Linked DNA regions of Homo sapiens: region 2 is linked to region 1. A link is an interaction called in ENCODE POLR2A ChIA-PET data of the cell type or tissue named here. Cell type or tissue: PC-9. All regions are shown on one strand. Links, peaks and the distances in the headings refer to the core of each region. The heading gives the core; the rest is flanking DNA.

What was found. ChIA-PET counts read pairs that join two places held together with the same protein. Peaks named below come from ENCODE experiments on the same cell type or tissue, not always from the same donor. Only the 100,000 strongest peaks of a DNase experiment are listed, where the experiment ranks them.
Region 2: POLR2A ChIA-PET joins it to region 1 with 5 read pairs; 2 of 35 experiments call an interaction of 5 or more read pairs at or near these places.

What each region holds. Positions count from the first base shown.
Region 1 is chr2:174,502,060-174,518,135 of GRCh38, forward strand. It overlaps the pseudogene RPA3P1. Among named protein-coding and RNA genes, the nearest start is that of GPR155-DT, 23 kb to the left of the region's middle. In PC-9, for the core only: no CTCF peak of the experiment used is centred there; no DNase peak of the experiment used is centred there; H3K4me3 peaks cover 581 bases; H3K27me3 peaks cover 1,222 bases.
Region 2 is chr2:174,607,679-174,623,754 of GRCh38, forward strand. It overlaps a transcript of WIPF1 not described here. Among named protein-coding and RNA genes, the nearest start is that of WIPF1, 18 kb to the left of the region's middle. RefSeq lists enhancers at 389-448, 839-1,098, 4,493-4,542. In PC-9, for the core only: no CTCF peak of the experiment used is centred there; a DNase peak (open chromatin) is centred at 6,763.

The DNA.
Region 1 (16,076 bases), core at 4,450-12,449:
ACTGGAAAAATGTTTGTTCTTTTAGATGGAGAAGGAAAAAATGGAACCATCAAACTGATGGAACCCCTTGATGAAGAAATCTCTGGAATTATGGAAGTGGTTGGAAGAGTAACCGCTAAGGCCACCATCATGTGTAAACTTATGTCCAGTTTAAAGAGGTAACCATCCTTTTGATCTTGGACTTTACAATGAAGCTGTGAAAATTATCCATGAGTTTCCTCAGTTTTATCCTTTAGGGATTGTGCATCATAATTGATCTTGATGGATTTTCATATGATTGCAAATGAGCTATATTAAAGACTATTAAAGGAAGCCCCTCTTGTTTGAGGGAGAGATTTCTGTGCTTTCTCATATTTAATTTGCTCTTTTTAAGGTATTCCAGCCTAGAGTTTTTGATGGAACTGATATATTGACAGGTCTCACCTAAGTCCTTTTATAAAGAATTGCTACTCCAATTTATGGTCAGATTATATGCAAGAACAAAGCAGTTGTCTGAGTTTAGGTTTCTATTTTATTAATAAAAACTAAAATGGTAAAGAAAAGAAAAGAAAAGAAAAAGCGGTTTTTGTTTGTCTGTTTTTTCTACTGTGGAAAACAAAACAAAAGGACATAAGCCCTGCCTGGCTCTGACAATGACAGGAAAGGGAAACTGACAAACAACAAGTAAACATTTAAATTATCTAATATTAAGGCACAGAACAATGATTTTAATTTGGATAGAGGACTGTTGCCAGGCTGGAGTGCAGTGGCGCAATCTCAGCTCACTGCAATCTCTGCCTCCTGGATTCAAGTGATTCTCCTGTCTCAGCCACCTGAGTAGCTGGGATTACAGGCGTGTGCCACCACACCTGGTTAATTTTTGTATTTTTAGTAGAGACGGGATTTCACATGTTGGCCGGGATGGTCTTGATCTTCTGACCTCATGATCCGCCCGCCTTGGCCTCCCAAAGTGTTGGGATTACAGGCGTGAGCCATCGCACCCAGCCGAGGAAAAATTATTAAATCAGTATTTATGCTTTTGAATATAGGTCTTGTCCAGTGTGATTTAAAAAAATTTTTTAGCTGAATTAAATTTAAGAGTTTAATTGAGCAATGAATGATTCACGAATCAGGCAACCTCATGAGATAGGCTCTGAGACTGCAGCACAGCCACGTGGTGGAAGAAGATTTATGGACAGAAAAAGTAAGGTGATGCACAGAAAATACAAGTGAGGTAGAGAAAAAGCTGGATTGGTTACAGGTTGGCATTTGCCTTATTTGAACAGTTGGCCTTATTTGAACAGTTGAACAGTTGGTTACATCTGATTGCCCAAAACTCGGTGATTGGCACAAGTATAGGCTACAGTCTGTTTATACCTCTGTTTGTTCACAATATACAGAGAAACCTTTAGGCCAAACTTAAAATATGTAAGGAGGCAGCTTTAGGCTAAACTTGTTTTAACAAGTGTAACATGAAAGTGGTTTCTTTTGGCTGTTACCATCTCTCAGGTCTGAGGATGAGGTTTTGGTTAAATTAAGTTTGCTGCCAGATAACAGTATTGACATTTAAGATTTACTAGGAGTCAAGTGTTCCTTTGAGATGACATAGGAGTACCTAGGAGTCACACCCCTTCAACTTAACAGCACAAGAGCTAGTTAACATATTTGATAAAGACCCTATTTAATGGGAATGGAGGGAATCTCTCAACTGATGTCTAATCATCAGGCTGGAGGTGATGATACTAAAGTTTATCTTAATTGGAAGCTATAGAAAGATTCTATAACCTTGGGGTGATTTTTATAGTTCTGATAAGGTCCCAGCAATAAATCTAAGTCAGAGGCTTAAGTTAGGATTTGATTTTTGAGACTGTTTGTCAAAAAATGTTAAAAGACTCAAAACATTTTATTGAAACAGAATCACGGGTCATTATAAAATAATAGTTATTCACTTAACCAGAGTGATAATAAAAAGACTTTATTTTTATTGTTATTATTTTTGAGACAGTCTTACTCTGTTGCCCAGGCTGGAGTGCAGTGACCTAATCTTGGCTCACTGCAACCTCTGCCTCCCTGGTTCAAGGGATCCTCCTGCCTCAGCCTCCTGAGTAGGTGGGTTTACAGGTTCACGCCACCACGCCCAGCTATTTTTGTGTTTTTAGTAGAGATGGGGTTTCACTATGTTTCCCAGGCTGGTCTCAAACTCCTGGCCCCAAGTGATCCACACACCTTGGCCTACCAGAGTGCTGGGATTACAGGCGTGAGCCACCGAGCTGGCCAAAAGACTTTAAAAGCTGTATAGGAAGTTATATGGATGTAAAAACCTTAACTCTTTTAAAGTTTAGTTTTTAAGAGTAATTTTAGGACGGGTGCGGTGGCTCATGCCTGTAATCCCAGCACGTTGGGAGGCCAAGATGGGCAGATCACGAAGTCAGGAGATTGAGACCATCCTGGCTAACACAGTGAAACCCTGCCTCTATTAAAAAAAAAAAAAAAAATTAGCCGGGCTTGGTGGCGGTCACCTGTAGTCCCAGCCACTCGGGAGGCTGAGGCAGGAGAATGGCGTGAACCCGGGAGGTGGAGGTTGCAGTGAGCTGAGATCACACCACTGCCCTCCAGCCTGGGTGACAGAGCGAGACTCTGTCTCAAGAAAAAAAATAAATAAAAAATAAGTAATTTTTAAAAACCTGATAAAAACAACATAGAAATTATCTTAAAATTTTTGTTTCTTAGGCTAGTTGCCAAAAAGGAGGAAAAAAAACCTCTTCTACAGTGATTGTTTTTCCTTATGGGAAGCCCATTTGGATAACCTGAATGTCAGACTTGCTGAAAAGATAAATTAATCAGACACACAGAAAGAGTGTGTCCCAGGTTGAGTGACCACTATATTACAGAGGCCTTGAGGGGGGAAATATGTGACTCTTAGCTACAGCATGGGAAGTTGTCTGGTTATGTTGACCACTTTAGACGTATCTTGGGCTTCAGAAAACAATACCCCAAAATGATAACTGTGAACCCAGAAAATCTGAGACAGGCTCAGTTAATTTAGAAAGTTTATTTTGCCAAGGTTGAGGACCTGCCCATGACGCAGCCTCAGGAAGTCCTGACGACATGTGCCCAAGGTGGTCAGGGCACAGCTTGTTTTTACACATTTTAGGGAGGCATGAGACATCAATCAATGTAAGTAAGAAGTAGGAAGTTGCTTGGAAAGGCAACTTGAAGCAAAGGCAGGAGGACCGGAAGTCCGGAGGGAGCTTCCAGGTCACAGATAGTTGAGACACAAATGGTTGCATTCTTCTGAGTTTCTGACTGGCCTTTCCAAAAGAGGCAGTCAGATATGCACCTATGTCAGTGAGCAGAGGGATGACTTTGAATAGAATGGGAGGCAGGTTTTGCCCTAAGCAGTTTCCAGCTTGAGTTTGCCTTAGAGATTGTGGGCGGCCATGGTATCTTCCTTTCACATAACCAAAGGAGCAGCCTCAGAAGTAAAAGTTTCTCTTTGGCCTTCTCCTGCCCTCCTGTTTCTCAGTCCCATTTTCCCTTTAGGCTGGCTATAGAAACTAGAATCTTTCTTCCCCAAGGTGGGCCCCAGAAACCACAGCCCATTTTCATCAAAGCCAGCCATAACACTTAAAAATATTCCTCTAATTTTTTCTCCACTTTACTGTGTGAAAACTGGCCATGAAGAAATTCTCTGAACTTCCTTGTTGGACTATAGGTTATAAGACCCCTACACCCAGAAGGATGGAAATGCATACTCAGGGAGGTGAAGAAGAATCTAGGCAGACAGGCCTTGCTCCTTTCCCCACACAGTCTACTAGCGTTCAATTGTATCTGTAGTTTTTTACAAGGCTGTTCATACTTTGTTGAACCTAAGCATAAAAATGAACAATTTTCCCTGTATCTTGGGTCTTTACTCTGAAGATTGTCACATATATATGCCAAACAAATCTATACGCTTTCTCTTCAACCAATCTGTCTTTTGTGAGTTGATTTTTTTCAGCAAACCTTTGGGGGGGCCCTTGGCCCCTAAATATGTTAGAAAAAGCCAAGAGTACAGAATTAAGTTATACTGGAGGAAAATATGGCCTTCTTTTTTTAATTATTATTTTTTAATTTTTAATTTTTTTGAGACAGGATCTTGCTCCATCACCCAGACTGGAGTGCAGTGGCGCAATCTTGGCTCACTGCATTCTTGACCTCATGGGCTCAAGCAATTCTCCCACCTCAGCCTCTTGAGTAGCTGGGACTACAGGCGTGTGTCACCATGCCTGGCTAATTTTTTTAAAAAAAATTTTCTGTAGAGATCAGTGTTACTATGCTGCCCTTGCTGGCCTTGAACTCCTGGGCTAAAGCATTTCTCCTGCCTTGGCCTCCCACAATGGCTGGGATTACAGATGTGAACCACTATGCCCAAAATATTGCCTTCTTTAAAAACTTTCAAGATAAAACATTTTACATCAGGCCATAAAAACAGATTTAGAACTGGAGGAAAAAGAAAAAAAAAAAAGTCACAGAAGCCAACAAAATTTGAAGGAGAGCATTACCATCCTAGGCCTTTCCAAAGGGATAAAAAGCTGAAAGCAGCAGAGTATGGCAGAAGGTGAACTTCTGAGATATCAATCTGAGAAATTTTAAAAAGAAGCAGATTAGGGAAGTCGAGCAAGATGGTCAAATAGAAGCATCCAATGATTATCCCTCTCACAATCCCCTGCAGGAACAACAAATTGAACAACTATCCACATAAGAACACCTTCATAAGAACCAAAAATCAGGTGAGTAATTATAGTGCCTGGTTTTAACACCATATTAAAGAAAGAAGCACTGAAGAGGGTAGGAGAAACAGCCTTGAATCACCTACATCACCCTTACTTCATCCCCTGGCAGTGCATAGAGAGACCCTGTGCATCTGGAAGAGAGAAAGCACAGCGAGTGTCGGGGGCTTTGCATTGGAACCCAGTGCTGCCCTGTCATAGTGGAAAGCAACATGGGGCAAAACTCAGCTGGCACCCACAAAGGGAGCATTCAGACTAGCCCTAGCCAGAGGCAAATCATCCATCCTAGTGGTGGGAACCTGAGTTCTGGCAAGCCCTGCCATTATGAGCTAAAATGCTCTGGGGTCCTAAATAAACATGAAAGGCAGTTTAGGTCACAGGACCTCAATTCCCAGGCAAGGCCTGGGCTGTGCTGGCTTCAGGTCTGACCTAGCACTGTCCCATTAGTGGTGACCACAGGGGTGCTTGTGTCCACCCTCCCCCAGCTCTAAGCAGTCAGCTGAGAGAGAGAGACTTCATTTGTTTGGGGGAAAGTAGGGGAAGAGAGGAAGAGTCTCTGCCTATTGATCCAGGGAACTCTCCTGGATCTTACCCAGGTGTTGTGCTGGGCTCAGAGCCAGGAGACTTAGGAGACACACAACCCAGTGAGATACCAGCTGGGGCAGCGAAGGGAGTGTTTGCATCACCACTCCCCCAGCCCCAGGCAGTGCAGCTCACAGCTCCAACAGAGACTCCTTCCCATTGCTTGAGGAGAGAAGAGGGGAGAGTATAGAGGACTTTGTCTTATAACTTGGATACCAGCTCAGCCACAGTAGAATAGGGCAACAGGCAGAGTCCTGAAGCCTGCATTCCAGTCTCTAGCTCCCAGACAACATTTCTAAACACACCCTGGGCCAGAAGGAACCTACTGCCTAGAAAGGAAGGATCCAGTCCTGGCAGGATTCATCACCTGCTGACTATAGAGTCCCTGGACCCTGAATAAGCAGCAGCAGTAGCTAGGTAGTACTCTCTGCAGGCCTTGGGTGAGACTCAGAGCTGTGCTGGCTTCAGGTGTGACCCAGCACATTCCCAGCTATGGTGGCTATGGAGAGAGATCCCTTCTGCTTGAGGAAAGGAGAGGGAAGAGTAAAGAGGATTTTGTCTTACAGCATGAGTACCAGCTCAGCCACAGTTGGGTAGAGCACCAAGTGGACTCCTGCGGTCGCTGATTCTAGGCCTTGGCTCTTGGACGGCATTTCTGGACCTGCCCTAGGCCAAAGGGACCACACTGTCCTAAAAGGAGAGACTAAGGACTGGCAGAATTCACCACAAGCTGACTGAAGAGCCCTTGGGCCTTGAGTGAACATGGTGGTAGCCTGGCAGTGCTTGCCATGGGCCTGGGAGTGAGTGGGCTATGGTGGCCATGGTGAGAGACTCCTCTTCTTGAAGTAAGGGGAGGGAGATGTGGAAAGGACTTTGTCCTGTGGCTTGGGTGCCAGCTCAGCCACAGTAGAGTAGAGCACAAGGTAGATTTCTAAGGTTCCCAACTCCAGACCCTGGCTCCCAGACAGCATCTCTGGACCCACCGGGAACAAGGGGAACTCACTGCCCTGGAGGGAAGAACACAAGCCTAGTTGGCTTTGCCACCTGATGATTGTAGGGCCCTTGGTGCTTGAGTAAACACAGGCAGTAGCCAGGCAGTGGTCACTGCAGGCCTTGGGTGAGACCTAGGGCTGTGCTGGCTTCAGGTCTGACCCAGCACTGTCCCAGTGGTGGTGACCACAGGAGTGCTTGTGTCAACCCTCCCCCAGCTCTAAGCAGTCAGCTGAGAGAGAGAGAGATACTTCACTTGTTTGGGGGAAAGTAAGGGAAGAGAGGAAGAGTCTCTGCCTACTAATCCAGGGAACTCTCCTGGATCTTACCCAAGACTACCAAGGCAGTACCTCTATGAGTTTGCAAGAGCCACAGCATTGCTGGGCTTTAAGTGCCTGCTAAAGCAGATATGGCTGCAGTGACCAAAGACTTAGATCACAACATTCAAGTCCCTTTGAATACCTGGAAAGCCCTCCTAAGAAGGATGGGTACACACAAGCCCAGACTGCAAAGACTATAATAAAAACCTAACTCTTCAATGCTCAGACACTGACAAACATCCACAAGCATCAAGACCGTACAGGAAAACATGACCAAACGAAGTAAGCAAGTCACGAGAGACAAATCCCAGAGAGACAGAGATATGTGACCTTTCAGACAAAGAATTCGAAATAGCTGTTTTGGTGACGTTTAACAAAATCCAAGATAACAGAGAGAAGGAATTTAGAATCCTATCAGATAAATGTAACAGATTGAAATAATTAAAAAAGAGTCAGACTGGATGCAGTGGCTCATGTCTGTAATCCCAGAACTCTGGGAGGCTGAGGTGGGTAGATCACATGAGCCCAGGAGTTCAAGACCAGCCTGGGCAACATGGCAAAACCCTGCCTCTACAAAAAATACAAAAATTAGCCAGATGCGGTGGTGCACACCTGTAGTCCTAGTTACTTGAAAGGCTGAGACAGGAGGATCTATTGAGCCCAGGAGGTCAAGGCTGCAGTGAGCTGTGATCATGTCATTGCATTCTAGCCTGGGCAACAGAATGAGACCCTATCTTAAAAAAAAAATCAAGCAGAAATCCTGGAGCTGAAAAATGCAATTGACATAATGAAGAATTCATCACAATCTCTCTCTCTCTCTTTTTTTTTTGAGTGCAGTGGCATGATCTCGGCTCACTGCAACCTCTGCCTCCCAGGTTCAAGCGATTCTCCTCCCTCAGCCTCCCGAGTAGCTGGGATTACAGGCGAGCACCACCACACCCAGCTAATTTTGTATTTTTAGTAGAGACAGGATTTCACCATGTTGGCTAGGCTGGTCTCAAACTCCTGACCTCAGGTGATCTGTCCACCTTGGCATCCCAAAGTGCTGGGATTACAGGCGTGAGCCACCACACCTGGCCAACATCACAATCTCTTAACAGCAGAATTGATCAAGCAGAAGAAAGAATTAGTGAGCTTGAAGATAGGCTATTTGAAAATACACAGTTTGAGGAGACAAAAGAAAAATGAATAAAATAGAATGAAGCATACCTACAAGATTTAGAAAATAGCCTCAAAAGGGCAAATCTAAACTACTGGCCTTAAAGAGGAGGTAAAAAGAGAGATTAGGGTAGAAGTTTATTCAAAAGGATAATAAGAGAGCTTCCCAAACTTAGAGAAAGATATCAATATTCAAATACAAGAAGGTTATAGAGCACCAAGCAGATTTAACCCAAACAAAATTGCCTCAAGGCAATTACTAATCAAACTCCCAAAGGTCAAGGATAAAGAGAGGATCCAAAAAGCAGCAAAAGAAAAGAAACATACAAAGAAGCTCCAATATGTTTGCAGCAGACTTCTCAGTGGAAACCTCACAGGGCAAGAGAGAGTGGCATGACATAATAAAGCTGCTGAAGGAGAATGCAACATTTAAAACTTCCTATAATTCAATTTTATTAAGAGTAAATCAACACTTTAAAAAAATCTTGGGCTGGGCGCAGTGGCTTACGCCTGTAATCCCAGCATTTTGGGAGGCCCAGGCAGGTGAATCATGCGAAGTCAGGAGTTTGAGACCAGCCTGGCCAACATGGTGAAACCCCATCTCTAATTAGCCAGGCGTGATGGTGCATGACTGTAGTCCCAGCTACTCAGGAGGCCAAGGCAGGAGAATCACTTGAACCAGGAGGCAGAGGTTGCAGTGAGCTGAGATCACACCACTGCATTCCAGCCTGGGCTACAGAGTGCAACTCCATCTCAGGAAAAAAAAAAGAAAGAAAATATGTTGTTCTAATCAATTATTTAGTGTCTTAGTGTGTTTTTAATATCAAAGCCCAATCTCTAGAAAGATGATTATAATTTCCTTTTAATTATAGACACCTTAATCACATACAAAATTTCTTTCATAAGTTCTCCTTTTGTGAACCTTAACGTGACTTACACAGACCATTTATGACTTGCTTGGACTTTCTGTTTTGTCCTAAGCATCCCTCTTTTTAAAATAACCAGTCATTTTACCATTTACCAGGGTAAAAGGAGGCATGTCCAAACTTGCCTTTCCCATCATGGCCTGAAGTAGTCTCTCAGGTTTCTTTGGGATCCTGTTGGCCAAGAGAGAGGCCTGTTTAGCCAACTGGGGGGCTTAGAATTTTATTTTGGTTTACAACCTCCACTCAACTAACCCCTGAGTTACAGTTGCTCTGTAAGGCCCATGTGACATTCTACTTACAGTTCACAGCTCTCTCCTGGGCTTACAGGTGAGGCTTAGGTCACAGGCACATGCTAACTTCTGGCAAAAAATGCAGAGGGCCACTGAGGGTGCCCCACGGTGTGATGACTACTCCTGACTGATCTGGTCTGTGTGCTGTAAACTCCTGAGGTTTATCGGCCAGAGAAGGAACGCTGGCCGCTGGCCACAGTTCATTTAATTCATTTTATTTTATTTTTTTTTTTTTTGAGAAGAAGTTTCGCTCTTGTCGCCCAGGCTGGAGTGCAGTGACGCGATCCTGGCTCACTGCAACTTCCACCTCCTGAGTTCAAGCAATTCTCCTGTCTCAGTCTCTCCTGTAGCTGGGATTACAGGCACCCACTGCCACGCCCAGCTGATTTTTGTATTTTTTTGTAGTAGAGATGGGGTTTCACCATGTTGGCCAGGCTGGTCTTGAACTCCTGACCTCAGGTGATCCACCCACCTCAGCCTCCCCAAGTGCTGGGATTACAGGCGTGAGCCACTGTGCCCGGCCCATTTAATTAATTCTATCAGTGGGAACGAAGGTAAATTCCGTGTTCTTCCTCATAATAAGGTCTCATAGTGTCTTTATATATGTTTTTAGTGTTTTTACCCTTTAACTGTTAACTTTTGCATTTAACTAAACCTACAAAGCAACCCAAAAAGCCCAAAGTCCAAGATTTATCTCTGATCACTTCCTGGACTTTCCACACTTACTAGAGAACAAAGCTCACTCCTGCTTTTCCTCCATCTGCCTTGTCAGTATTGCCAAGAATTTTAGTTTTGTTTCTTAAAAGAACACATAAGAATTCAATTCTCTCAAGTTTTAAAAACATATTACCCTCATATTGCTACTCATTTCTGTGCCTGCTGCTCTTTCCTGAGTCTGACTCCTTCCCCCCGGGCTCTGGGAGTGGTGAGGACGTACACAGGCTTCAAAGCCAGGCTGCCTGGTGTAGAGCCTTGACTGCCACTTTACAGCTGTGTGATCTTGGATAAGTAACTCAACCTTTCTGTGCTTCAGTTTTCTTTTGTGTAAAATCAGGGTAATTATAGTAGCTCCCTCAAGATTGCTGTGAGAATTAAATGACTTTTGGGCTTTGAACACTATCTTTGCATATAGTAAGTATTCAATAAGTGTTTGCTGTTATTATTATTTTTCTATACTATGTCCTTTTCATCAATGGTCTTTCAGTTATAGTTCTCAGGTGCTTTTAAATGATAGTTTATGTGGGTACAGATTTTTAGGTTGATGGTTATTTATCATCAGCACTAACTTCCATTATTACCGGTTGTCCTCTGGCACTTGTTTTTGGCGATGAAAAGTCAGGGGTCCATCTAATCATCATTCCTTTGTAAGCAATCTCTACTTTCTTTCTGGGAGCTTTAAGAGTTTTCCTCTTCAGCTTTGATTTTCTGTTGTTCCATCGTAATGTGTAGGTGTAAGTTTACTTTCACTTTTCCTGCTCTGTACCTCCTGTTACTTTTAATCTGAAGGATTCTGCCTTTGTCAAAGTCTATCAGTGTATTAGCTATTATCTCTTCAAATAGCACTTCTCTTCCATTTCCTTTGTTCACTTCTGGGACTCCTGTTTGAAGTAGTTTGGAACCTCTCCACATATTGTCTGTGTCTCTCAATGGCTATTTTCATATTGGATAATATTATCATATTTAATATTCACTATTAGCACAGTTAGGATAATAAAGAAGTGGGTCGTTATATTTGAAGAGTGTCCAGGAAGTTATGTTTTCAAAATTATCTCATAAAAATCATCATCTGCCTGATACTGCTCTTGTCTAATATAGGGCTGCCATTACAAAGGAAAAGATGTCTGACTCAAGCATTCAGTTGATTCTGTTTGCCTTACGTTTGGTTCAGTGATAGGTTATCCCTAAATCATGAAGACCTCTGGCCAACTCCCATAGTCCTCTTCTCTCTCTCTTTTAATAGATGAGGAAACTAAGGCCAAACAGTTCATCGACTTCCGGAGAGACACGTCTGTAAATCTTATTCCCCTCTAGGGCCAGCATGTTTTCATCTTCTCCTTTGCGGCCACCTGAGACCAAACTAGCACCATCTCTCACCTGGACCACTGCAGTTAACTGTTCTTCTACACCCATTTTTGTTCTTTATTTCCACCCACATGGGTCAGTGAAGCCAGAGTGACCTCTTAAAAATAAAAATCTGATCATGATTTCCCCTCCTAAAACTCTTTTTTTAAAAAATAGACTACTTTTTAGAGCCAGTTTTAGGTTCATAGCAAAATTGCCTAGATGTTCCACAGTTTACTTATTCATTCACTTACTGAAGGACATCATGGTTGCTTCCAAGTTTTAGCAACTATGAATAAACCTGCTATAAACATCAGTGTGCAGGTTTCTGTAAGGACGTAAGTTTTCAACTCCTTTAGGTGAATACCAAGGAGCACAACTGCTGGATTGTTTGGTAACAGGATGTTTAGCTTTGTAGAAAACGACTAAACCATCTTCCAAAGTAGCTGTATCATTTTGCATTTCTACTAGCAATGAATGGAGAGATCCTGTTGCTGAACATCCTCATCAGCATTTGGTGCTGTCAGTGTTTCAAATTTTTTTGTTAGTATTAACATGGTATGTCTTTCTCCATCTGTTACTTTTAATATTTACATGTCTTTATATTCAAAGTGGGTTTCTTATAGACAACATATTGATAAGTCTTTTATGAACCACCTTGACAATCACTGTCTTTTAATTGGTATATTTAGGCCATTGATGTTAAAGTGATCATTGATATAGTCTGATGGACATCTACCATATTTGTTACTGTTTTCTATTTGTTAAGCTTATTTCTTTTCTTCTCTTTCTTTCCATGCCCCTTGCCAGCGGGGATCTATTTTTTGTCTGTCATTCTTTTTCTGCCTTTTATGGTTTTAAATAAGCCTTTTATGTTATTCCATTTTCTCTTATTTTTTGGCTATACTTCTTTTGTCACTTCTTTATAGTGATTGCTCTAGAGTTTACATTATACTTTTACAACTAATCCAAGCCAACTTCCAAATAACCCTATACCATTTCACAGGTAGAGTGAGTATCATATAAGAGCAAAATAATCCTAATTCCTCCCTCCCGATCTTTACATAATTGCTGTCATTTATTTCACATATATAAGTACATATAGACTATGATATATATGTAATATATAATGTGCATATATGTATAATATACCGAACATATACATAAGCATACACAATTGAATGCATTATTTCTGTTATTATTTTGAATGAACTGTTACCTGTTAGGTCAATTAAGAATAAGAAAAATAAAAGTTGGGTGGGCATGGTGGCTCACACCTGTAATCCCAGGACTTTGGGAGGCCAAGGCAGGCAGATCACCCGAAGTCGGGAGTTTGAGACCAGCCTGATCAACATGGAGAAACCCCGTCTCTACCAAAAATACAAAATTAGCCGGGTGTGGTGGCGGGTGCCTGTAGTCCCAGCTACTTGGGAGGCTGAGGCAGGAGAATCGCTTGAACCTGGGAGGTGGGGGTTGTGGGGAGCCGAGATTGCACCATTGCAGTCCAGCCTGGGCAACAAGAGCAAAACTCCATCTCAAAAAAAAAAAAAAAAAAAGAAAGAAAGAAAGAAAGGAAGGAAGGAAGGAAGAAAGAAAGAAAAATTTTTTTTTTTGAGATGGAGTCTCGCTCTGTCACCCAGCCTGGAGGGCAGTGGTGCAATACCTGCTCACTGCAGTCTCCACCTCCCGGGTTCAAGTGATTCTATGCCTTAGCCTCCCAAGTAGCTGGGATTACAGGCATGTGTCACCACACCTGGCTATTTTTTGTCTTTTTAGTAGAGACAAGGTTTCACCCTGTTGGCCAGGCTGGTCTCGAACTCCTGGCCTCAAGTGATCCACCTGCCTTGGCCTCTGAAAGTGCTGGAATTACAGGCATGAGCCACTGTGCCTGGCCTCTCCTTCACTTTTGAAGGATAATTTTTCTGGTTGCAGAATCTTGGGTTGGTGGTCTTTTTCTCTCAACACTTTAAATATTGCACTCCACTATCTTTTTGCTTGCATAATTTCTGATTAGAGTTGGATATAATTCTTATCTTTGGTCTTCTGTAGGTAAGAATATTTTTCCCTCTGGCTTTTTTAGAATTTTTCTTTCCTTTGATTACCTGTAATATAAAAATGATATGGTGGCCGGGCATGGTGGCTCACGCCTGTAATCCCAGCACTTTGGGAGGCCAAGGCGTCACAAAGTCAGGAGTTCAAGACCAGCCTGGCCAAGATGGTGAAACTCCGTCTCTACTAAAAATACAAAAATTAGCCAGGCGTGGTGGCGGGAGGCTACTTGGGAGGCTGACGCAGAGAATTGCTTGAACCCAGGAGGCAGAGTTTGCATTGAGCCGAGATCGGGCCACTGCACTCCAGCCTGGGTGACAGAGCGAGACTCTGTCTCAAAAAAAAAAAAAAAAATGATATGGCAAGGAGTGATTTTTTGCCCTTATCCTCTTTGGGGTTTTCCAAGCTTTCTAGATCTGTGGTTTGGTATCAGACATTAATTGGGGGAAATTATCAGATATTGTTTTTTCAAATATTTCTTCTGTTCTTTTCTGTCTTTCTTCTCATTTTAGTATTCCCATTATGAGTTTGTTATACCTTTCGTAGTTGTCCCAGTTCTTGGATATTTTGTACTGTTTTGGGGTTTTTTTTTTCAGTCTTTGTTCTCTTTGCTTTTCAGTTTTAGAGGTTTCTACTGACGTAGTCTCAAGTTCAGAAATTCTTTCCTCAGCCATGTCCAATCTGCTAACAAGCCCCACAAAGACATTCTTTATTTCTGTCACAGTGTTTTGAAAATCTCTAACATTTCTTTTTTTTTTTTTTTTTTTTTGAGACAGAGTCTCGCTCTGTTGCCCACGCTGGAGTGCAATGGGGTGATTTTAGCTCACTGCAACCTCTGCCTCCTGGATTAAAGTGATTCTCCTGCCTCAGTCTCCCAAGTAGCTGGGATTACAGGCGTGTGCCACCACGCCCGGCTAATTTTTGTATTTTTAGTAGAGATGGGGTTTCACCATTTTGGCCCGGCTGGTCTTGAACTCCTGACCTCAGGTGATCCACCCTACTTGGCCTCCCAAAGTGTTGGGATTACAGGTATGAGCCACCGTGCCTGGCCTGTTTTTGTTTATTTTAGGATTTCTGTCTCTGCTTACATTGTCCATCTGTTCTTGCACACTGCCTGCTTTATTCAGTAGAGCCCTTAGCATGTGAATTATTGTTATTTGAAATTCCCTCTCTGGTAACTTCAACATTCCTGTGGTGCCTGTTTCTTCAAACTGTGTTTTTTGCCTTTTAGTATGCCTTGTAATTTTTTCGTGATAGCCAAGCATGGTGTATTGGGTAGAAAGAAGTTATAAACAGGCTTTTAGTGATGAGGTGGTGAGGTGTGGTGGGGAAAGGAAGCTATATTTCTTAAGTTTTTCTCTTTGTCTCTTATCTAACGAGGACATGCTGGTCACATTGATATAGTTTAGACTTCCAAATGAATTCTCCCCTTCCAGTGACTCAGGCTGTCCCTCTTCTCCTTCTCACTGCCATCTCATATGCTATCACTTTGTGCCTAGTCTCCTGTCTGCTCCAGCTCCCTTCAGCATTTCCTCATTTCATGTGATTTCGCTGTGACAATGAAATACTTTCAATTTCAAGGGATAGATAACTCAGACAAATGTAAGCAATGGAAGTGATTTATTGGCTAAAAAGTCCAAGGTATGATAGGCTTCAGGGGAGGTTTAATTTAGTTGTTCAGCCATGTTATACAAGACCTGCCTTCTTTACCTTTCTCTTCTCTGTCTTCAGTCTTGTCAACTTCATTCTAGATCTTGCTTCTCTCAGAGTGGCAAAATGAATCTAGAGATTCAGGTTTCATATCCCTATACCATTCTGCCCAGAAGAGGAGAGAGTGTCCTCTGTGGTGGCTCTCAGAAAAGTAAGAAAGTGTCTTTCTAGAAGCCCCAGTGAACATCCTTTGCATGTTACTAGACAACATTTGCCAGATGCCCTTCCTGAATCAACATCTGTGCCTGCGAAAGAGCATGCACTAGTTGGCTTAGGTCTGGGTTGTATGAACCAATACTGTGGAAAGAGAGATAGGATAACCTGATGGACTTCGACTCATACAGCTGGGAGTGCAATCAGATTCTCCTTAAACATGTGAGAGAAGTAGGCATCTGATGGAAAACCTGGACAGAGTGTGGACCAAGGACAGGGAAAATGGATGCCAAGTAGCTAAAAATGCCCACTACCCTTGTACGTGGTTACTTCAAAAATCCTAATAAAACACCATTTTTATTTTATTGCTCTACTGCTCTAGCCCAAAGGCCAAGTCCAATCTGCCAGTGTTTTTGTTGTTGTTGTTGTTTATTTTTTTTATTTTTCGAGATGGGTTCTCCTTCTACCACCCAGGCTGGAGTGCAGTGGTGTGATCGTAGCTCACCATAACCTCAAACTCCTGGCCACAAGGGATCCTCCCACCTCAGCCTCCTGAGTCACTGGGACTGCAGGCATGAGCCACCATGCCCCACAGCCACCTGTTTTCTTTCTTCTTCTTCTTTTTTTCTTGAGATGGAGTCTCATTCTGTCACCCAGGCTGGAGTGCAGTGGCGCGATTTCAGCTCACTGCAACCTCTGCTTCCTAGGTTCAAGCGATTCTCCTGCCTCAGCCTCCCGAGTAGCTGGGACTACAGGCAAGTGCCACCACGCCTGGCTAATTTTTTGTATTTTTACTAGAGATGGGGAGATGGGGTTTTACCGGGTTAGCCAGGCTGGTCTCAATCTCCTGACCTAGTGATCCGCCTGCCTCAGCCTCCCAAAGTGCTGGGATTACAGACATGAGCCACCACACCCAGCCTATCTGTTTTCATTAGTAGCTTTATTGAAACAGCCATGCTTATTTTCAAAGTTTTGTGTATGGCTGCCTTCACACTACAATGAAAAAGTTGAGAGTTGAGATGAAGATTGCATAGTCTTCCAAACGAAAAATATCTACCACCTAGCCCTTTTCAGAAAAAGCTTACA
Region 2 (16,076 bases), core at 2,702-10,701, 100 kb after region 1:
TTGCTGTCCCCTCTTCTGAGGACACTGTTCTCTTGGCTGCTCCCCTCACTCCACTCATGTTCTGCAGTATTTGTGCCTGATCTGCTCTTCCCACCAGAGAGGCAGCTCCACGAGGGCAGAGTTTGTCTTGGTCACTGCTGCTGCCCCAACAACTTAGAACAGTATCTGGCATAATGCAGGTGCTTGAAAATATTTGTAAGTGAATTTTACAAGCTTCCAGCTCTAAGTTTAGTTCTAACTTTCACTTAACCTGGGGTTGTGATTATGCTGCTCCACGTTTGGCTCTAGGCAAAAAGGTGCCAGGATAAAGTGGAAATTGTTAGATTTGCTCTCCAAAAAGACCTGGGGAGGCTCTTGCTTCTCCCAACAGGTTGACACAAGACAGCCATTTAAAAAGACAATAATGGGGGGCCCTGCCAACAGATTTAACGACTCTTTCTCACGCAGGGCTGTTTGCCAGTGTCAGGAAGAGAATGAGTTAGAAAATAGTGAGATGACTGACTTGGAAAAGAGGCAGGGGAACCAAACTAGGGTGAAAAAAAAGAGGCCCAGGACTATCTAGAAAGGACAGTCCCATAACGGCTTCACGTACTCATATCCAACAAATCTGCATTCTATGCCCCTGTGTGCCTGATGCCAGTACCCTAGATGCTGAGGACACAGCGTGGAAGTTCACCTCTCCATGCTGAGTTTGGCAGTTTTGTGCTCAGCAAAAACCAAGAAACAAAAAGCAAACAAATACAAGTGCTGAGGTTGGAACATCACTTGCCTTATTTCTTTGAAGAGAAAATGATTTCACATGTGGAAAGACCATTCATGTTTTTTTCTTTTTTTTTTCTAAGCACTATCTTGTCTTAGGTAATTTAATTAAAATGCAAACATTTCCCAGTTACCAGCATCCAATATAAGTGGCCCCCAGGGGAAAACCCATGTGAATGATAGAAAGAGGCTTCTTGCAACCCAAGGGAGAAACTGGTGGAAAGCCCCATTTTCACATCCTGCCAGGTACATACTTGTGCACACACACTGAGAGAAGCTGCTGGCATGAAGATAGCTGTGTGTTCCCTATGGTTGCTAATCATTAGGTATAAAGGCCAGAATGGGCCTTTACAATTACTTCTGGGCTGGTGAAAGTAGCCATATTGTTCCTTATTCAGACTTCTCTGTAGCTAAATGGCTACTCAGTATCACCTGCTGGAGGACAGAACTATATGGACACTAAAGGCCCCTCCCTTGGATTCTCAGGAACAAGGGTAAATAGCTCTGCACCTCTGGGCCTGACACCACCCATCTGAACACTGTGGGAAGGGCTCAGTGACCTAAGACTCCCCTAGGGGCCCTCTGACTGCATATAAGCCAGGCCTGGCTAGTGCAGCTGCCTGGGAGAGGCAGACCCAACTACTCTGCAGGTGGACAGTAAATGGTGGGCATTTGTGAGTGCCATAAGAATGGGGGGCCTTCCTGGGATTCAGATGATCTGCAATGTACCACACTGTCTCACTCAGTAAAGAATTGTCCCACAGGACCTTCAAAGGTCCTGTTACATATTGATGTGGTTGAAAAAACTATTTCTAGTTATCTGAGCCTAGACCTTAACTCCAATTTATACATAAACTCAAAATAGTTATTGCACTGTTGTATTCATTCCCTGTATTTTCCGGTAATGCAAATGTCATACAAATGAAATACTTTGTTTTGTTCAGATATTTACCAAGAGTTAGTTGCCCCTTTGGAAAATCATGAGCCCAAGGACAATGTCAATGGTGTTACTGAAGTCTTTAACTCAAGAGAGCCTGCAATGGCAGCTGTCACACCCACCGTGATCCTACGCATACACGCAAACACCTGACCATGTACTTTTGTTTTCTGATGAGTTGTACCTGATCACTTACAAACTGAAGTTATTTTATAATAAATTACTTTCATTTCTCTTTTAAATTAAGACTACATTGATTTGGAGGGAAATTGTGTGTGAAGTCAGATTATTTTATTTGTGAAGGTTCACTGAAGATTTTGAAGAGGGCATTAGAAAATACTGTTATTACAAGTGGGCACGGGGTCAGTCGGGGCTGGGAGCCACTGCTTCTGGTGGTCCTGGGATGTCTACATGTGCCTGAGCTCCGTTTAAAGTCATGAAAGGCCAATCAGACGATTCTGCTCATCCAGCCTGGGCAGTGGAGACCACCACAGCTACTCACCTCTGATCCTGTGAAGGAGCTTCACATTTTGTTACCAAACATATCACAGAGGCGTGGGTGATTCTTTCTCCTGTTTCTCAGCAGATCCTGCTTTTCTCAGTGGCTTGGCCAGAACAGAATTTGTTCTACTCGAATGACCCCAGATTCCCTCCAAGAACTTCCCTCCTCTCATTCAGCTTCTCTGGATTCTTCAAATGACTGACTGGGGAAACAGATTGTTGGAAAAACACTTTCGGGTTGCCTCGATGGGGTCAATACCTTATCAGGCCACAGGAAAGACAAAGGAAAATGCTTCCTGCTGGAGCATGTGCACATATGTTGTTCCTTTAACTCCAAATACGTATGCAGGGGTGGTGGTAGGATCAGAAAATGTGTGATCAGAAAGTGACCAGTTCCCCACCATTTTGTGTGGGTTTTATTTTCTTTCTGCTCCGTGTTGACTCTTTTCCCCACAACACGGAAGCTGCTTAATCCAAAGACTTGGACCATTTCATTCTGTTTCAGATCCATTCCAACAAAATGATCAGTTGGTGGCTTATGTAAAAAGCAGCTCCATGACTACATTTAAATATTGACTAGTTTGGGAATAACAAACCACAAAAATTTGGGGTATAAAAACCACATGTGGTTTATGTTTTGTAGGACACCCTCAGGAAGATAAATGGACAAAGTAGAAAAAAAATATAAATGGTCTCTCCCTGCCTCACCCCCACCATCATTAAATAAAAACAAAAAACACACAAAAATAAAATGAAACAATGATTAAACAAAACTCAAGCTGGGTGCTACTCCTGGCTTTGGATGGCAGTTGTGTCTTGGCAAGGCAAGTTAAGTAGTGGTCTGGGAACTGTGGCTAAGGTCAACGTGTCAGAATAGCCCGACATAACCTCCACCTTGGTCAACAGCTCACCCAGCTCCTGACCACGGCTCCTCTCTGTCACCAGCACTTCCTCCTTCCAGATGAGCTTCTCCAACCTCTAGGTCCCTGCAGTCACTGACCTTTTCCCCCAGATCTGGCCCCACACTCAACCTCCCGGCCCTCTTCTCCAGCCAAAAGAAAAACGCACAAAACTGTAGATGACTTTCTAGAAATAGAAGTGTTTTATAATCTTTGTGTGTCTCTAATGCCACTGTTAACTAGCGAGCAGCTGTGCTAGGGCTCCATGCACAGCAGCCATTCAACAAATACTCAGTATCTTCATGTTCCAAGGTTGCTTTAGGGGATACTACAAAGATTAAACAGACAAAATTGTCCACCGTCATGGAGCTTACACTCCTATCTGCGTTGATGATGTGTGGAAGGAAATTTACCCTCTGTTTTATGCTGTGCAGGTGTTCATTTAGGCCCAGCTCATATTATATTATGAAGAGCAGCCTCACCAAGATCACTGTCAGAGCAGCACTAATCCAGGCAAACTAGGATGCAAATGGAAAGGGCTCCAAAGTCCTTTGGGGGTTAGTCGTTTCAATCCAAGGACCATTTCCATAAAACAAAAACAAAAACAAACAAACAAAAAAACTTGATGATATATTGCTAGGCCAGCCCACAAAAGTATATTTAGTTCATAATGTCACTAAACTAAAACTTCAGTTCTGAGTCCTCAAAGGAAAGGACTTTAAGGTGGTATCAGGAGGAGGAGGAGGGAGGGTCGTCCCTCTCTGGGGCTCCCCAGCCTCAGCTTCTGCCTCTGCCCCCACCTTCAGGCCACCTCCAAACTTTCCCTTGGTCTCATGCAAGACACTAAGGGGCTCCTGTCCCCCAAATATTTCTTACCCTAAATTGTAATTCCCTTTCCTGGGATAAGATGATCTCATTGAGGCATCAGGAGGAAATCAAGTTGTCTTTTATTTAAAAGAGAAGAGAGGTGTTAACCCATGTTAACCCATATGATGTTGAATTTTTTTGAGATCAGAGAAGACATTTAGTTGGAGGAAGACACCACATAGTACAGTCACACACTGTCTAGGGTTAACTTTGTTAAGTTTCTCCCACTTTTCATAGTTTGATTCCTTCACTTAAATAACTTTATTTTTTTTTGAGACAGATTCCTGCTCTATCACCCAGGCCAGAGTGCAGTGGCATGATCAACTCGCTGCAGCTTCAAACTCCTAGGCTCAAGCAATCCTCCCACCTCCTGAGTAGCTGGGACTACAGGTGCATGCTGCCTCGCTTGGCTAATTTTTACAAATTTTTTATTTTTGTAGAGACGTAGTCTTGCTATGTTGCCTAGGCTACCTTCAAACTCTTGGCCTCAAGCAATCATCCTGCCTTGGCCTCCCAAAGTACTGGGATTATAGGTGTGTGCCACCATACCCCACCTATTTTTAAAAATCACCCATTAATACCCAGAGAAAACCAGTTATCATCTTAGAATTTCTTTCCAGTGTTTTTCTTTCTTTTTGTGTTTGTATTTAAAATGGGATCATACTTTGGATGTGTACGTGCGTCTGTATATATCCTTCTTTTTCACATTTCCCCATATTATTCTCTTAACACAATTTTAATAGTTGCATATCTCATTTTCTGGATGTTCTATTATCTATGTAAATATTTTTTATTGTTAGACATTTAAATTGCATCCAATTTCATTATTACAAATCCTATTATAATTAATATACTTGCATCTGAATGTTTTGTAATCATTTTATAGTATTTCCTTAGGATAAATTTTTAGAGTACAATCACTAGAAGACATGAACAGTTTTTTTTTAAGGAATCTTGATACATACGATTAAATTATTTTCTCAAAGTTTTAGCTTGCATACTCCCATCAGTACTCATTTCTTCTTTTTAACATGTGCTATTATGACGTTTCAAAATCTTTGCCAATTTGATAGGTTTATTTATTGTCTTCTCCATTATTAGTATATCTTACTCCATTAGTGGTTTGTTATCTGGATTTAAAAAAAAATCACAGGGATTTAGTCTTTTCCTTATTTCCTCCTATTTGAACCTAAAGGTTACCTAAAAGCTCCATGATTTTTCATAAACAAAATAAAATATTCTAACCATTCGTAGACTGACTGGGTGGAAGGCAGTGACCGTTTCTGTGTGTTTATAAACCAAATGTTCATAAACCAAGGACTACCTTTATTTTATTAGCTGTGGCTAATTTTGTGCAGTCTATGAGAATTTTTACCACTGTAAGAAATGTTTCTATCCCATGCTGGGAGGAGAGGGTAGGACCTCTAGGCACATCTTACCATAGCTCTTCCTGCCTCAAAGGCAAAAGCAGGAATGCCTTGGTTTATGTTATGCACATGCAGACGTGTAAACTTCTAAAGTCTAAGGTACAGAAAACAGCAGTTGTGACCCTGAGTCACCTTATTTTAGTGTTCACAAGACCAAAGTTCCCAGAAATCAAGGTGTAATTTAGGCTGACCTAATGAATACTCAAGCTTCTCTCATTTTTACCATTTTCATTAGCCATTATGCAAATATTTTAGAAAAGGTAGAATCTAGTTTAGAATTTTTTTATGATTGCAAACTTGATGATAAAAACCTCTTTTGAGCACAGGTCATTCAAAGCAACTCTAGCAGTCTACTTGGTGGGCTGTAATTTCCAGTTGTCCTGGGCTAGAAGGACAACTGATCTCCTTTCCACCTGGCTCTTCCCAAGTGAAGACCTGTGACAGGATGTTCCTCACTTTGCACAGTTCTTCATCCTGCACTTAGGAGATATTTGATATTTCTAAATTAGACAGGCAGATGCTTTGAGATGAAGTGCCTGGTACATACTAAACACTCAACAACATTAGCTACTATTACGATTATTAAGTGAGCAGAACTTCTCCCCAGTTCGTGCTACTTGGTAAAAGAGGAAACAAGGGTAGGTTGGGCAGGGAGGGCAAGATTGATAAGTAAGAAGGCAAACATGGGAACACAGCTGGTAAAGTGGCTCCTTTTGTTTACAGAGGGATAATTCAATGCAATGTAAGAATGAAGACTTTTATAATGCTGAGTTATGGGTTATTTTTTAAAATTTTAAACAAAAAAGAATAAATAATTTACTCTTTGATATTTGAAAAAAGTAGGTGCTAATCATTTGAGTCTCCATTTATGTCATTTATCTAAAACTCATTTTCAGATACACTTAGCCCTATTTAAAAAAGCTGCACTGATCCATTCAATTTGTGCTGGTCACTCTCATTCACTAATACCTCTGTATTTTTGTGTAATTCCAAATATCACTAGACTCAATGAACACAAATTCAGAAAGAAAATGCCCTACAAATTTCCTAAAAACACAGTTGCTCCTAAAAGTTAAGAAACGGGGATTAATAAGTTGGTTTTATGTTCATTAACTTGTTTTCATTTCACCTGGAGAGAGCCATTGCTAATTAGTAGTTAAGTTAAAATTCCAAGAGCCGAATGCCGAGCCACTTGTCTCCAAATCCTCCACTGCAGAGAACAGGACTCCTCTTCATTTCACTAAGAAAATGTTCAAAGGCTTTTCGGATAGTCTCACCCAACTAGGGAATGGAAGACTGCTTATTTTCAAGTCTGCTTTATTCTAGTGGTTGAGGAGTAAACAAAGAGAACAGTAAACGTCTGGGAATGTTTTCAGAGGTGACACATAACAAACAGAGAGAAAATAGGCCTTGAGGCAAGATCTGATTTAACTACGTAAGTGAGAAAAAAAAACATGCCACAATTCCTATCATTATTCCCAAGTTCTGCCACCACAAGCTGATGGCATTCTGACGTGAAAGGTACTAGTGCCAAGAGTCAAATAAAGCTTTGGCAAAATTGAACACCACACAGAAAACAGAGTATCCAACTCTCATTGTCAGGGCATTCATGGAAAACAAGTATGAAGATCAATATGAAATCTTATTTTCCAAAGTACAAAGGCTTCTGTATACAGAATTTCCTACTATCCAAGCTATACTCTTAACCTGCTGCAAAACACCTTGTGGAGGTACATCTTACTCTTCACTAGCATTGTTCACTGCAATGCTTTCCAACCTCTGTTTGCACCAATGTTGAGATTAAGTTTTCTCCTATGTTCCCTCTGCCCCAATATCTTGAGAATATAGATGAGAGTTTCTCAGAAGTTCTAAGATGCACAAAGATGAGAATATCTCAAAAATATTTACAGCATAAGTAACATGGAGAAGTTCAAGCAATGGAGAACAATAGCGACATATATTCATTCTACTCTGGATTCTGTGACATGTATATAATCAGTCTTAAAAGCGCAGCTTTAAAAAAGTTTTAAAGTTATGACTTTATTCTAAAATGCCACCAAACCATAATAAAGACAGTGTACAATATATTACTTAGGGAAGAAACTGATACCTGTTATTGCTTTGCTAGAATTTGGGCTTAAAAAAAAATAAAGTTGATAAAAGGATGGGTCAATTCAGTGGTGATTTGCCTCAAGGATAACTCCTCCCACTTCCTATACAAAATAAGCAATTACATTAAAAAAATACAGTCAGAATTTTATGGAATCACATCAGTTTTTAATGTATGAATCAGAGAACATAACAATCACTATAAATGTAGCATGGTTATGTATTTTAAGTCTCTAGTCCTATTTTCCTTAGTGTAGGCATAAAAGTTCTTAAAGGCTTAGAATTTACTCTTAAAATACTATAAAATATTACTATTTTTATGACAAAAGCAATTTATGAATTTATGGAAAAGGAAATATTTATAAAATATGTTAGTAAAAGCACTGTTTATGTTTGTATAGCAACATTTAAAAGTATTCAAAGGTCATTCATTGCTAAAAATATTTAAAGCAAAATAAAAGGGAAGTTAAAAACAGCTTCACTTAAACTTGCAGTTTCTAAAACTTATCAGGACCCAAGAGCCTGGAAGTATCAAAGATTAAGTGGAAATCCATATTCAAAAGAGTTCTGTGGAATTCTTATAAAGAGAAGAGCAGGCAAAGGTCATCGGAGGACATTATTTTAGCTGAAATTCTGAGTATCATTCAAACAGGGGAGCCAATGCTTGGTATTAACAAAGTGCTGTTTTCTACTGCTGAGCTCAGATGACAGCCCACCCTCTATTTGCCAAAATTAGTGGATGAGAAATCATTTCATGAACTCATCCAAAAACATGAAGTGCACTAATAAAGCTTTACTGCCATCCCTCAGTCATCACTTTGCTTGGCTAGGCTGGTGGCCAGCAGGAATATCTCCCTCTACAAAACTGTTTCAAAGTAATGACTTGGAGGAAGTGGTGTGCTGATACCATGAAAAAAAATTCCCTCAAACACAAAGATAGTTCAAAAAGCATCTGTATATGGCTCAGAGGAAACAAACAGCTCAGCTCATTTCAACTCAAAAGAAACCCAAGAGACCAGTTTACCTTGGCCATGGTTACACACATGCAGGCAAACTTAAGGTTGGCATTTATCCAGGGATTTTGATCCGTGCCAAAAGGGATGATGAGTTATCCATCCTGAGGTCAAGATGGAATAAAGAAAATACACTGAAAGAGAATCATGTGTCTATAAGAGGATTTCACACCTTCCTCTTCACGAGACAGGGAGGCCTCGACCCCTGCTGGAATGGCAAGTCTGGCGTCCCTTCCTGAAGCCACTACTAGATCAGAAGTCCACTCTGAGCCTCCATCACATGGTTTCTCCCCTGCTGAGGCCTTTCCAGTCTTCCTTCCACAGTGTGGTCCTTAAGGAGCTAAGGAGGGAAGAGGATACCTAAAGCACTTGTTTGTCAAGCTTGGGCTGAAATACATCTAGAATCTTTAAGATGACCAACATTGAATTTTCCATTTTTGAGCGTTTAAAAATATTCTTCAAATTAAGGGAATACATAAGCAATAAAGACCATGTTTTACTGGGTTTTGAAAATTATTTAGAGTTTTCTGTAAAAGCAGTTACTTTTCTGAGAGAACAGGTGGCAACTGCTACCAAAATTTCAAAAAGATCCTTATTTTTATTTTCAAATAACTTTTATTTGACAAGAACTTTGTCAGTAATGGTCTTTAAATTCTTTTCAATCCTGGCTTTGTATTGCTATTTTGAGGTGTTTCTTGCTAACTGGATTAAGGAAGCCCAAAGAGCCCTCTGGTTTTGGTCATCAAGGAAATTTGTCTCACAACTGATGATTTATTTGATTTTTTTTTCATTTTTTTTAATAGGAAGACAGGAAACAGTGATAAACCTTTAATATCTGAAACTTGTGTCATTGACCTTCAACTACATAGTGAGGTTTTCAGTTCAGAACATTTAGGGCCCATGTTACATGTGGGGATAATTAAAATGTTTTAAGTGATGCTTTCTATTCTTCAAGTGTTGGCCATAATATTCAAGCTGGGTACAAGCAGCAGAGATTTTTGTCTGAGCTCAGTCCAAGCTCTGCAGTTTCTGCTGTTTGTCTTTCTAGGTGGCACCAGTCAGTCATCCTCTGCAGCTCATGAAACCCAGCATAACCTTTTGGGCTGCTCTGGAAAAACACATTGAGCAATAAGGGTTAGAATACTTTGTGTTCAATGTTTCCAGTGCTACTCTCTGGCCAGGAGAAATACCAAATCATAGGCATCTGGAAAAGAGAGACAGCCCAGAAAGAATGATGATGTTACAAAGCCTGTGAGCACAGACCCCTCGTACATGTTCATCTACCTGCTGTCTGCTTAATACTGAGCTATAGGCATCGGAGCAAATGGTAATTTCTATCAGTCATGACTCAAGTGCTGGTGTGGTCTTCAAGTAGCAATGGATTGACTTCCAGGGAGTGAAATGTCATTGTTCTGATCACCTTGTGGACACAGGGAGTGGTGAAAAGTTGAGTCCATGGCAGCATCAGAGCAAGAAGGAAGTGCGGTTGGTTGGAACGCGCACCCTGTGGTGGTGATGTTCTCCATTAGCATTTCCCAAAGGTCTCACCCAGCCATAGTAAATTATTAGGAGGCCCTCAGCATCTCTCTGTGTAGTTTAAATATCGTATTGTATTTTCTTGGCCAGTCCATGAATGGAAAGAAGTGAATAAAGATATCAGAAAGTAGACAAACTGCAATGTGACCTGATGCAGAGGTGGAAAGGGTGTGGTCTGGAAAGGCAGAGGTTCAATAAAGGCCTTTGAGGTTTCCTTTCATTTCCACAGTTCTTAGTCACACAATTTCCTTTGTGGATTTTAACGGTAACTAATAAGGCTTTGAAAAGGAATCGAATTGGTATGCTAGGTGGGAAATGACAAAGGTCATCTTGCCACTTCAGCAGGGTTATTTTAACCTTTCTTTTATACTCTTCAAGTCCTCTTTCCAGAATAATTGAAAATCCCATAATTAAAAGACCTTCCTTTGTGCCCACATTCCCCTTCTGAGATCAACTAGAGCTGGGCTCACCCCAACCATGGTCAACTGGACCAGGCCAGCCAGGCCTCAGGCTGGAGAGCAGGCTGTGAGCTGGTCTGTCCTGAAAAGCTCGGCACAGACAAGGAAAAGGTAATGCACGAGGCAACTCATGTCCTTCCTTGTCTCAGAAGTATGAACTGAGGATCAAGGAGGGGCAGGCAGTTAGCACTAGGGAAACAAGAGCAGGCAAAAATGGACAGCTGAGCCAGTCAATCAGTGGACTTAAGAGAGGAGGGGAGATCTGCCATCTCCTGGAACTGAGGGTGCACTGTGGCTTTTCAGGTACCTGAACCACATCCTAGTCCCAATAATTCTAATAATATTAATACTAACAGTAATAACAACAGTAACAATGAGCATGTACTGAGCTCTGATTATGTGCTAAGGAGTGTTCTAGGTGCTTTTATAAGTATTATCAACTCATTCAATTCTCACAACCCTGTAAGATACATCTGGGTGCTGCTGATGCTGATGAACAGACAAGTTAAGTTATTTGACCAAGGCCACAGAGCTTATAAGTGGCAGAGACATAATTTAAGCTCAAGTGGTCTGGCTTCATGCCTCTGCTCAGTCTGTGCCTCCCTGTGGGGCTAGTCCTGAGTCTCCTGTCTCCTTTATTGCCCATCTTTACAATAAAGCCCCTCCTATTAAAGAGGCCCTACAGAGGGTCTTTTACTCTTCTATTGTCTCACAATTAGCATTTTCCTTGGCTCCACTCATTATGAATCTTATTAACTGACACATACACACACACACACGCACACAGAGTTTTTGAGAAAGGGTCTCACTGTGACACACAGGCTGGCAGACAGTGGTGGAATCACTGCAACCTCAACCTCCTGGACTCAAGTGATCCTCCTACCTCAGCCTCCTGAGTAGCTGGGACCACAGACGCATGCCACCATGCCCAGCTGTTTCTTTTTTTTAGATACGGGGTCACACTATGTTGCCCAGGCTGGTCTCAAACTCTTGGGCTCAAGCAATCCTCCCACCTCAGCCTCCAAAGCATGAATGTAGTTTTGAATCCAGTTTTTGTTATCCTTTCATGCCACTAAATATTCTTTGAAAGCATGACTTTTAATGACTGCATTATATTCATTTATTTAACATTTACTTAATCACTTATTTATTTAACACTTAACATTAAGTGATCACTTGAGTCCAGGAGGACGACGTTGCAGTGATTGTACCATTGCACGCCAGCCTGTGTGTCACAGTGAGACCCTTTCTCAAAAATAGTCATCTAGCTATCTCTTACTTTGCTTTTATAATTGTGCTAATGTCAATATCTTTATACACAAATCCTTGTGCACAGGTAGGATTATGCTATAGAATAAATTATAGAAACAGAAGTATTGGATCAAAGAGTTTGAACAATTTAAGTTCACTTGATACACAGTGCAGATGGCCTTCGGGGAAGGCCTAGACCCCCTTTGGCTACATAAAAGCTCCAGGGTCTGGGCATGGTGGCTCACACCTGTAATCCCAGCACTTTGGGAGGCCAAGGTGGGAGGATCACTTGAGCTCAGGAGTTTGAGACCAGCCTGACAGTACAGTAAGACCCTGTCTCTACAATAAATTAAAAAATTAGCCAGGTGTAGTGGTGTCTGCCTGTAGTCCCAGTTACTTGGGAAGCTGAGGCAGGAGGACCACTTGAGCCCAGGACGTCGACGTTGCAAGAAGCCATGACTGCGCCACTGCACTCCAGCCTGGGCCACAGGGCAAGACTCTGTCTCAAGAAAAAAAAAAAAAAAGAAATCTCCATTCACCATACCCTTGACAACAATGAATGCTGCAGGTTTAGAAAACCTTTATCTTAATTTGATTTCTTGAATGGGTCAGAATAATGCATACATTTAAACTCTATGCTCCTTAATAAAATGTCAAAGGGCCATTTGCGTGTTTATTAAGAGCAAAAGCCTATAACCTACAGTCTCCAATGTTGAGACCACTGACGCCTTAAAATGCTTTAGAATTTCAGAAATGGAAATCAGAGATCACTGAGTAAACAGCTTCAGTGAATATCTAAGGTAACCAAAACTCAGAGAAGTTAAATGACCTGGGTAATATACTTGACTTGCAACTAGAATCTAGGTGTCTTGCCCTGTGATTCATTTCTTTAGAACAGATTCCTTCATTAACCTAATGGAAGCAACAAGCCATTGTTACCGGGGTGAAAGTATAAGGAAAAAAACTGCACAAGAATATATTTGAAAAAGAAACTACAGTTGTTCTAAACTCTATTTTATCTTCATAGTACCAAGTTAGAAAAAGTTATTTTATAGACAAAAGTAAAAATTCACACCTAGTTACTACTTTATTTTCAAGATCTCTGCTAAAATCTACAAATAATTTTTTTCCTAGGACCATTAAAATATTCAGCACATACCCATTATCCTCTCATCCAGCCAACATTTACTAGGTCTATACTATGGCCAGACCCTGTGCTAGGTGCTGTAGTAAAAGGGGGCAGAGTACCAAGGTAAGAAAAGAGGGATTCATTTTAGGGACATGTGAGCAAATCATCACAGTGAGTGTGACTGGGCAGTAACGGGGTGCACATGATGCCGTGGGGGTGCCGGAGCAATGAACATGGAAGGCTTCACAGAGGCACGTGAGCTGTGCCTGTGCTTGAAAGCAGGGGAAGAAGTGGATTAAGATAAAATAAGAAGAATAAGGAGTGGAGGGGCAGGGCCCACTGGAGAAGGCTGCTGTCACATGTGGCTAAACACAGCAGCCTGGGAAAATTAGTGCTGGTGGGAGATGAGGCTGGAAAGGTGGTCTGGGATCAGGCAGTGTTCAGGAGTTTGGACTTCGCCTGGAGGTGTTAGGACTCATGTAAGCTGTTTAAGCAGCGATGCCATGGTCAAAGTGGCGCATTACCAAGCTCATTCTAATGGCAGTACGGGGAAGGACTGGAGACTCTGAAGGCAGGAGCTTTATCTGTGTTGGTACAGACAACCAGGTTGCAGGCTTAAATTAGAGAGAGGCAGAATAAATATGAAAGAGGAGATGAGTTTGAGTAATATATATTAGAAAGAAATAATAAGACATAGAGACTAATTAGATGTGTGGGTGTCATTAATGAGACAGGCAATGAAGGAGGAAGGCCAGGTTTTGGATGAAAGGGATTTGTACACATTGAGCTTGAGATCGAGTGAGGTATCAGAAAGTGAATGAAATATCCAGAAAGCGAATGAAAATACAACTCTGGAGATCAGGAGAGGTATAAGCAGAGTCATAGATCTGAATAATTAGTATACAGCTACAACTCTCCTACCAATCTCCCCCTCCCCTCCACCCCCATCGCCCACACACTTGGATACTTCCTCTTGTCTGTATATAGGTAGAACAGCACTGTCCACTAAAAATACAATGCAAGCCCCATGCATATTTTGCAATTTTCTAATAGCCACATTAAAAAAGTGATGTGGAAAACAGGTGACATTAATTTTAAGAATATATTTTATTTAACCTAATGTATTTACAATATCATTTCAACATTAATATAAAAATTACTAACGAGATATTTTATATTGTCCTTTCATACTAAGTATTTAAAATCCAATGTGAATTTTCCACTCATGACCCAGGCCATCTCAATTTGGACTAGCCACATTTCAAATGGCCCCTGCTTTGGACTGTGCAGGACTACACAGTAGCCTACCAGGGTGATTAGGCACCAACATGAACTTTTTTAACCCTTGAAATTTGTGGAATTAAATTAAATGGAATTTAATTTTACTGATGAGAGAACAATGAGGAAGCCCGCTGGGCCCTCCAAATCACTGCCCACCCCACCCTCCCTTCTCAGAGGGAGTGCAAAGGGGCAGTGTTACATGCTGTTGGAAGTTTAGGAGACATGAAGCATAGAAAATCATTTCCTCTAAATGTTGCCTTTTAGGTTATTAAATACCCTGACAGCAACCTGACTGAATTTAGAGCCATGAATTTGTTATCTCTTAATGTGGATATATATCTGGTCTCCTGATAAATTTCCTAAGGCTGTTGTTCCTAAACTTCAAATATTTGCAAACTAACTTCATAATTTTGTCATGCCTGCATACCACCAAAACTATATGATTTGTTTAATATTTTTATTTAACTCAACTAACCTAAAAAAATCTAAAGACATATTTAGTGTCATCCTAAGTAACTATATCCATGAAATCATGAATTTCATATGTTGTTGTACATTTTTTCTACTACACATTAAAACAAATACATATTTAAATAAAGAACGTTTATCCATGTCTCCTAAAATCACCTCACAAACCACCTGTGGTATGATTATCAAACTTTGAAAACACTGTTCTTGGGGAAGGGAAAGGAACGTAACACTATAGGATCCCCTCTCTATGCCGCCAGTGCTCCGTGGGGTGCGCCTATCCTAACTCACCGAATCCCCACTCTCCTATGAGCAGGCTGATGGTCACTGCTACCCACTGGTTGTCTTTCAGGCTTGCATTTATTCTGGCTGATTAGCACTTGTGTCTGCCCCGCGGTCAGAAATTTTATATGGCAACCTGTATTAACTATAAGGAAATTCTTAACAATTTTTATTTTTGTTTTTAATTTTTGTGGGTACACAGTCTTTGTTTTGATTTTCCAGAGGTTACAGAGCTGCCAAGTCTGGGATTTGAGCTTTTACCTATAAACATCACAAGGCAGAGGCAACTACAACACCTACCATAATGCCCTCCTAAGAGGTGTTCTATTTGTTGTTGTTAACAAAATGATTTTCAATTATGAATTATCTTAAAGCCCAAAGACTTTAAGAAATAAGAGTTGGTAAATTTCAATGATGGGGATGCGTAGTACCAAAATGGTTTAAAACAAATGTGTTATATATTAACATAAGTGCTTCTTAGTGTATTAAATAACAAGATCTAGTGGCTAGTCTAATAATTACTATAATTTCAAATGGTAATACATATAAACAATATTAAAAGATATCTGAAATTGTAGTGTGTATTAGTTAGTCTATTGTTGTGTAATAAATTAGCCCAGAACTAAGTAGCTGAAACCAATAAACATTTACTTTATCACAGTTTCTGTGGGTCAGAGATTTGGGCACAGCTTGGCTGGGTACCTCTGGCTCAAAGTCTATCACAAGACTGCACTCAAGGTGTCAGCTGGGGCTGTGTTCCCATCTGAAAGTTTGGGGGAGAAACTGCTTCCAAGTTCACTCACATGTTGTTGGCAGGATTCATTTCCTGACTGGCTGTTGGTTACAGGTCTCCCTCAGTTCTCTGCACATGCATCTCTCTATAAGGCAGCTCTTAACACGGTAGCTGGCTTCCCTGAGAGTGAGCAAGAGAGTGAGAGAAAGCTCCTAAGAAAGAAGCCACCGTCTTTTTATACCCAAATCTCAGTCTATGAACTAGATGGGAAAAATAGTACCTCTTTTTCACTAACCTCTAGCTGAAATTTTGCATTTCTTTGATTATGAATGTAGCCAACAAACTGCAGTAGCATTAACAGCACTGTGACACCATCACCAATAGAGCTCATAGATATTTTATTTCATTTTGTGGCAGGCAGCTTAT